2 separate regions of the Homo sapiens genome follow, and region 2 is linked to region 1. Evidence: chromatin contacts called from ENCODE Hi-C or POLR2A ChIA-PET data. All regions are on one chromosome and are shown on one strand. The core of a region is the stretch at or near the end of the contact, and the rest is flanking DNA. Distances in the headings are between cores, read along the strand shown. Region 1 holds the start of MAP6D1 (MAP6 domain containing 1). Region 2 overlaps YEATS2 (YEATS domain containing 2).

Evidence for each region. Hi-C counts contacts between places; a loop is a spot of excess contacts on that map. ChIA-PET counts read pairs that join two places held with the same protein, here RNA polymerase II (POLR2A). Pooled maps may share reads with other maps.
Region 2: POLR2A ChIA-PET joins it to region 1 with 11 read pairs in Panc1. The contact joins the enhancer-like site here to the promoter of MAP6D1 in region 1. A Hi-C loop is called at or near these places in 1 of 37 single-sample maps with no recorded cell type and 1 of 50 pooled maps. POLR2A ChIA-PET finds 5 or more read pairs at or near these places in 9 of 52 experiments (AG04449, CD8-positive, alpha-beta memory T cell, H1 and 5 more).

The regions. Positions count from the first base shown.
Region 1 is chr3:183,822,917-183,827,005 of GRCh38, forward strand. MAP6D1 (MAP6 domain containing 1) reads right to left here and starts at 2,661. Exons shown (of 3, transcript NM_024871.4): 1 at 2,231-2,661. The coding sequence starts at 2,631. It also overlaps a transcript of PARL not described here. RefSeq lists silencers at 2,239-2,368, 2,389-2,458, 2,519-2,868.
Region 2 is chr3:183,778,349-183,782,546 of GRCh38, forward strand. All of the region lies in intron 19 of YEATS2 (YEATS domain containing 2), which reads left to right. Among named protein-coding and RNA genes, the nearest start is that of YEATS2-AS1, 30 kb to the right of the region's middle. Within about 2 kb of position 1,928, at least 2 of the 41 ENCODE cell types and tissues checked have a DNase peak (open chromatin) inside an H3K27ac peak, as active enhancers do.

The sequences.
Region 1 (4,089 bases), core at 1,411-3,910:
AGTTACAACAGTCTGCCCATGGAGCGAGCTGACTTGCATGGCGCTGGGCTCCTCTTTACTAGGGATGTTCTAGCAGAGGCTTAGCTTTTATTTATTTGAAGCAAGGTCTTGCTCTGTTGCCTAGGTGGAGTGCAGTGGCACAAACACTGCTCACTGCAGCCTCGACCTCGCAGGCTTGAGGGATCCTCCCACCTCAGCCTCCCAAGTAGCTGGAATCACAGGCAGGCACCACCACGCCCAGCTAATTTTCTATTTTTTGTAGAGGCAGGGTCTCACTATGTTGCCCAGGCTGGTCTTGAACTCCTGGGCTCAAGTGATCCTCCCACCTAAGCTTCCCAAAGTGCTGGGATTACAGGTGTGAGCCACCATGCCTGGCTGGCTTAGCTTTTAGAAGGAGTCCCTCATCCGGGCATGGTGGCTCATGCCTGTAATCCCAGCACTTTGGGAGGCCGAGGCAGGCGGATCATGAGGTCAGGAGTTCAAGACCTGCCTGACCAACATGGTGAAACCCCATCTCTACTAAAAATACAAAAAATTAGCTGGGCGTGATGGCACACACCTATAATCCCAGCTACTCAGGAAGCTGAGGCAGAAGAATTGCTTGAACCTAGGAGGCGGAGGTTACAGTGAGCCAAGATGGCGCCACTGCTCTCCAGCCTGAGCGACAGAGCGAGACTCTGTCTCAAAAAAGAAAAAAATCAAAAATAAAAATAAAAATAAAAATTAACTGGGCATGGTGGCACAAGCCTGTAATCCCAGCTACTCGGGAGGCTGAGGCAGGAGAATTGCTGGAACCAGGGAGGCAGACATTGCAGTGAGCCGAGATTGCACCACTGCACTCCAGCCTGGGTGACAGAGCGAGACTCCGTCTCCAAAAAAAAAAGTTAAAAAGATAGGCAATACATGGACATGTTACAAAGGCAAAAAAAGCAATCGTTCAAAAGAGCAGAGTGAAAAGCCTTCCACCCCTGGCAGTCCCTATCAAGTTCCTCTCCCTAACGGTACCATCTCCTCAGACATCCATCAGGGCATCCTGTGCTTATTTGAGCATATGTGTGTATATTAATACCCCTTTTTAAAACACAAATAGCCTACGTGCTGCTGGGCACCTTGCTTTTTTGGTATGCGTATATTTAAGATCCGCTGGGTTTCAGTATCCCATTTCATGGCTGTGCTATAATTAACCAGTTCCCTACATCAGCAGGACAAGGGGTTTGTTGTACAATGTCTCCACCTATCTTACGCTCCTGAGCTCCCACCCTACCTTGTAGGATACCTGTAGGGAAAATTCCTAGTAGTGAAATAGCTGCATCAAAGGAAAAGTAGTGCTTTTAATAGTCCCACATTAGAAACACCCTAAATAGTCAATGGTAAGGAAGTAGATAAATAAAACTTGAAGATATAAAGGCATATCCATAGGATAAAATACTGCACGTTTATTAAAATTCATGTTGCAGAACATGTAGTAACACGGACAGACTTCTACAACTGGTGAAAAAAGTGTACAGTAAGAATCTAACCACGTAAAAATATATCAGTGCATATGCACCAAATGCACATTACGGAGTAGAAAGAACTCGTCTGGGGAGGGATCAAGGAGATACGTATTTTGTTGTAATTTCTGTACTTTCCCATTTTTCTACAGTATGAATTACTTTTGTGGTAAGAGGAAAAAAGGGAGAAAGCCCTCGGCTGTCCAGGAGCAGAGCTGGGCTGGGAGGTGGGGAGGGCCCGCGGACCCGTTCTCCCTGAAAGCCCCTGTCACAGTGGGACTCTGAAGGGCTCACCCACACGGGACCCTGCGCTCGGTCCTCACCACCAACGCCCGCACACTAGGCAGTGACCGGAGAGAGCTGGGGGACATGGCCTGCGCGCACCCCTCGCACGGCTAGGCCCGGCGGTGGGAGTTAAAGGGAGGCCGGTTCCAACTCGGCTGAAGGCAGGCCATTCTGACGGCTGCCCCCAGGAGGGCGGCTGCGAGGGCAGCGGTGCGCTCCCGGCACGGGGGTGCTCGAGCACTGAGTCCGGGCATGGAGCAGCGAAGGCGCCGCCTGCAGTGCCCACGGACCAAACGGGGGTGACCTCTGAGGCCGCCGGCAGCTCCGAGGTCGCGTGGGATCCGGGCTCCAGGCGCCTCCGCTCTGCCGCCCACCCCATCCCTCTGGCTCCGGGCCTCCGCGTCCTCCCACCACAGGGTGGGGACTCGTTGCGGTCCCTACCCAGCCCATACCTGTACGACGTGGTCACTGCTGCAGCCGCGTCCGCGTCGCCGATGGGCAGCACGTAGACCCCGCGGGCGCCGGGCGCAGGTGGCGCGGAGGACTGCGCGGAGGATTTGCCCCTGCGGCCGCCCGCCCCCGGTCCGCGCCCCGGCGGCGGATCCTTGGGCCCGGCGGGCGTGGTCCACAAGCCGAAGTCCCGCTGGTACTGAGTGAGCGGCACGTCCCGGCCGGAATCCCGGGCGCCCGCGGGAGGCTGGCCCCTGCGCGAGGCGGCGCCGCCCGTGCCCGGCTCCTCGCTGTCGAGGTCCGAGTAGCCGTGCAGAGTGAGCGGCACCGCCACGTCGGAGCGGTCCAGCTGGTTCCAGCGCCGCGCCAGGCAGCACAGGCGGCTGATACAGGGCCACGCCATGCCAGCCCCGGCGCCCGCCGCCCCGCTCCCGGCGCGCGGCGCTCCCGGCCGCGCCTCCTGCGCCCAGCGTCCCCGCCCCCGCGGCCCGCCCCGCGCCGCCGCAGCACCGCCCCCCGGCACGAGGGTGGGCGTCCCGGGAGGGGGCGCACTCGGCGGCAGCCCCACTTGGCCGGGGCCGGCTGCGCACGGCTGGAGCTGGAGGGAGCGCGGATGGGGGAAAGGCTGCACCGTCGCCAGGGGGCACCGGAAACCGCCTGCATTCATTTACAAGTGTCCATCTCGAAGAATGCCTCAGAATTGAATCCAAAGTTCCCTCAGTGTCATCTTATAAATGGCCCCGGCTTCGCAGAGGCCAAGGGCCCGATGGTCGCAGCTGGGAGCAGTCCGCCAGCCGGGAGGTTCTCCATGTGGCCTCGGGACGCCCAGCGACTGCTGCATTTGTGCCAGGCTGCACCGCATGGACTCCGCGGGCACAGGGGCAGGTGCAGCAATGAGGGTGTCAGAGAAGACTCGGGGCCCTGCTTCCCGGAGAACACGTGTTTCAGTCAGCCTGTGAGTCGCCGCCTATTTGCCTTTAGGATGCTAGTCTACATTTGTGACAACCAATCCACTTTTCATTAGAATTGGCATTAGCCACCAATCGACCTTTCCCTGGGTTCTGAAATTCCTAATTTTAAAGCATGGCCATTTGCAAAAGCTTTAGTTTGATAAAGCGGCCACAGAACTGGCCACAAGGCTATCAAGTTCCTTTCCTCCTGTGCATGCATGGCTGTTTTCAGGCAGAGCTGTTGAGGGATCCTCCAGCGTAAAGGCAGGTCTGTTCAATGCAGGACACCGTCTCAAACAACTCCCTGACCACCCACAAACGCTTTTCTGAATATTTGACACATGCTCTCGGTATACACTGCAGACCAATTACTAATAACACTACTGAGACAGCATTAATTACCCAGAGCTCCATTTCAAGGTTGTACTTGGAAGGTATCCAGTCTGCGCCTGGGAGGGGACTGCAGCACATCCCTGGCCAGTCAGAAAACAGATTCATCTCCCAAAACATTGCCTGTCTTAGCTTGAAGTTGTAGCAAAGTGACATGACGGCTGCCTAGAAGTGGCAGCAGGTCAGCTGAGCAGGCCAGGCCATGTCCCAGCAGGCAGCAGGCGAGGCGCCAGGTGTAGAGGGAGATCCTGGAAAATGACACACAGGGGCCGGGTCAGAGTGAACTCTTTGTGGACTGTCCGCCACGGCCCTGGGTTAGCCAGCCTGGCAGATGGCGCTTGGGACTAAAATTCTCCATCTCGCAGGAAAAGAGAGCAGCTCTCTTTTTATTACTTCATTGATCAAACAACAGTCAAAGAGCAGTTGCTATGTGCTAGGAATAATTCTGGGTGCCTTCAGGAGGTTTAGTGTGGTAGTGAGGGACGGAAGGAAGTGTAATTGAACTGACAAGGCCAGGTCAG
Region 2 (4,198 bases), core at 678-3,177, 45 kb before region 1:
GAAAGAAAAAAACGCATATTTCTTTAGAAGAAACAAAGCTTTCTTGACACTTTGTTGTAAAATTTCTCCAGAGGGGCTTCACGTGGAAGATCCAGAATGGGCCAGTTTCAGCTATAGTATCCAGACAGTGAGTGAGTAGCTGGGATTACAGGCATGCACCACCATGCCCAGCTAATTTTGTGTTTTTAGTAGAGATGGGGTTTCTCCATGTTGGTCAGGCTGGTCTCCAGCTCGTGACCTCAGGTGATCTGCCCGCCTCGGCCTCCGAAAGTGCTGGGATTACAGGCGTGATCCGCTCCTGGCCTTGTTTAGAGTTTTTGCAAGTGATACTGGTCAGTAGTTTTCTTAGTAATTTCTGTCTGGTTTGGTATCAGGATAATACTGGCCTCATAAAATGAAGTGGAAGCTTTTCCTTTCTTTTCTCTTTATTGGAAGAGTTTATATAGAATTGGTACTGTTTCTTAACTGTTTAATTGAATATACCTGTAAAAGCCATATTAGCCTGGAGTTTTCCTAATTGAGAAGGTTTTTATATTACTGTTTTAAACTACAGTTTCAGTTTATTTACTAGATACGGGACTGTTCAGGTTGTTTATTTCTTTTCTTTTTATATATATTTTTTGAGACAGAGTCTTTATCTGTTGCCCAGGCTCCTGGGTTCAAGCAGTTCGCCTGCCTCATCCTCACGAGTAGCTGCGATTACAGGAGTCCACCACCACGCCCAGCTAATTTTTGTATTTTTAATAGAGACAGGGTTTCACCATGTTGGTCAGGCTGGTCTCGAACTCCTGACCTCGTGGTCTGCCCGCCTCGGCCTCCGAAAGTTCTGGGATTACAGGCACAAGCCACCACGCCCAGCCCGTTTTCATTCTTGCTTTTGGTAATTATGTGTCCTCTTTTTATTGATCAGTCTAGCTAGAGGTTTATCAGTTGTATTGATCTTTTCAAATTACCAGCATTTGGTGTCCTCTTTTGTTCTTTTTTGTCGAATGTCCTTACCCATGTTAAACAGATACAAGGCCCTGCAGTTCACTGTAGACAGTTCTTTTAAATCTTCCTTAGATTTCACACCTGCTTGTGTTGCAGCAGTGCACAGGTGAGACAGTTCCTGTTGCCCCTCCCTCCTTGCAGGGACTGGCTATCTTTAATCTTCAGGTTACTTGGCTACTTTGAGATTTCAGCCCTCCAATATGTTTCAAAAAAATAAGATTTTGTAGTGTATTCAGCCTTTTCTTGTTAGGGTAGGAGCAACCGTGCTTTATAGCCCTCTGTTTCCTATGTGGAAGCAAAAGTCCCTGACCAACGGATTTTAACTTGACAGAGAAAACTTTATTTTTATTTATTTATTTATTTTTTATATATTTTTTTGAGACACAGCCTTGCTCTGTCGCCAGGCTGGAGTGCAGTGGCACGATCTCGGCTCACTGCAGCCTCCGCCTCCTGGGTTCAAGCAATTCTCCTGCCTCAGCCTCCCGAGTAGCTGGGATTACAGGTGCCCGCCACCATGTCCAGCTAATTTTTGTATTTTTACTAGAGACGGGGTTTCACCACGTTGGTCAGGATGGTCTCGATCTCTTGACCTCGTGATCTGCCCGCCTCGGCCTCCCAATGAACTGAGATTACAGGCGTGAGCCACCGCACCTGGCCTTTACTTTTTTTTTTTTTTTTTTTAATTTTTTATCTTTCTGACTCAAGATCTAACAGAGAAAACTTTAAATTGCTGTGGTTTCAGATTGCATAATACAACTAAACTTGAAGAAACTTCCACTTGTTGAGCTTTAGTGTAGCATCAGAGAAGAGTAACAACAGTATTTGAAAGAGCTGTTAAAATACTCTTCCCTTTTCCAACTACATATGTGGATATATCTCACACCAACACAGCAAGCACCACAGGAAGGAGGAAGCGGGGGCGCAGGGCATGGAGAACACTGGAAACTGAATAGAACTGGCTGCTCTTGCCACAGTACCCAACACATCACCCTTCTGGTTGCCTCAAGCTTCTGCTATCTCCAGATGTGGAGCTTATCTAGCGTTTTTCCACGCTTCTGTGGCAGATTCTCCTGGCGTGTCCCACGTAAGGCTTTTATCACTTGGCGAGGCTTTCTTCTGCAGCCTTTTGTCTGTTTTTCGTAGTTGCTTGTCCACTATTGGGCTCCTCAACTAGTTTTTGAACACAACCAGTAGAATGCATTTATTTATTTATGCCTTTTCTGGTTTTTTTGGATTTGGCGCTGAGAGGAGTATTGCTGTCCACAATGAAGATAAAATGGCACAAATGTTTATGCAGTGAACTCTGGCAGCAAAATACATAAAGTGCAAAGACTATTAGGAATATGAGGAGAATTTGATAAAACTGCAGTCACAGAGAAGAATTTTAACATGTCTCTCAGCATTTAGCTAATCAAGTGGATAAATCTTTTTTATTATAAAGGATTTGTATTGGAATAACAGTACTAACAGGCTTAATTCTGTATCATTGAGACACAGAATACACATTTTGCTTGTATATCTGTGGAACATTAACAAATTGATTATATACTTGGCCACAAAGAGAATCTCTTAGCATATTTCAAAAGTAGCATCCAATGTGCTTCATTCTGTTACTCAATAAAAAAGTCAAATCAATAACAACCAAAAAACTTGACAATTAAAATACTCTTCTAAATTCTTGGGTTAAAAAAATCCAAATAAATTACGGATGATTTAGCTGTTAATACAAATGACAATTTTATTAGGGTTCTCCAGAGAAACAGAACAAATATAATATATATAGATATTAAGAGGAAATTTATTATGAGAATTGGCTCCTGTGATTATGGAGACCAAGGAGTCCCACGACATGCTGTTAGCAGGCTGGAGATCAGGAAAGCTAGTGGTGTGATTCAGTCTGACTACAAAGGCCTGCGAACTGGTGGGCATGGGAGTGAGGGGCACACTGGCATTAAGTCCTGGAGTCTGAAGGCCTGAGAACCAGGAGCTCTGATGTCTAAGGGTAGGAGAAGATTGATGTCTCAGCTTAAGAAGAGAGAGAGAATTCGCCCATTGTCCGCCTTTTTGTTCTATTCAGGTCCTTGACAGATTGGATGATGTCTGCCCACGTTGGCGAGGGCGGATCTTCTTTACTCTGTCTGCTAATCCAAATGCTGGTCTCTTGCAGAAATATTTTACCAGGTATCTGGGCATCCCTCAGCCCACTCAAGTTGACATAAAATTAACCATCACAACAGTACTTGATATTAAAACCTATGGAAACAACCCAAACCAGGCTCAAGAAAATTCAAAGCTTTAAATGCTTTTTCCTTTTAGCCCCACATCCTTAAAGATATAATAAAATAATGCATAGATCATAAGCGTAGATCTCCAGCCTGGCGACAGAACAAGACTCCGTCTCAAAAAAAAAGAAACTACCTGGGCCATGGTGGCACATGCCTGTGGTCCCAGCCATTCAGGAGGCTGAGGTGGGAGGATGGCTTGAGCCTTTGAAGTTGAGGCTACAGTGAGCCATGATGGTGCCACTGCTCTCCAGCCTGGGCGATAGAGCAACACCCTGTCTTAAAAAAAAAAAAATTTTTTTTTTCTATCACCATTTTTCTGTTTCTTTCACCATAGATTAGCTTTTGTCTTTCTTGAACTTCATGTCAGTGGAATTATATAGTATGTAGTCTTTTATGTCTGGCTTCTGTTATTCAACGTAATGTTTCCAAGATTTATCTATATGTGTGTTAATCGTTTATTCTTTTTTATTCTTGAGTTAATTTTTTAATTTTTTAATTTTTTTGAGACAGAGTTTCGCTCTTGTTGCCCAGGCTGGAGTGCAGTGGTGCGATCTTGGCTCACTGCAACCTCTGCCTCCCGGGTTCAAGCGATTCTCCTGCCTCAGCCTCCCGAGTAGCTGGGATTACAGGCATTCGCCACCAAGCCTGGCTAATTTTGTATTTTTAGTAGAGACGAGGTTTCTCTATGTTGGTCAGGCTGGTCTCGAACTCCTGACCTCAGGTGATCCACCCGCCTCAGCCTCCCAAAGTGCTAGGATTACGGACATGAGCCACCGCGCCTGGCCAATTCTTGAGTTTTTTAATTTTTTTATTTTTTGAGATGACGTCTCGCTCGTGTCCCCCAGGCTGGAGTACAATGGCGTGATCTCAGCTCACTACGACCTCTGTCTCCTGGGTTCAAGTGATTCTCCTGCCTCAGCCTC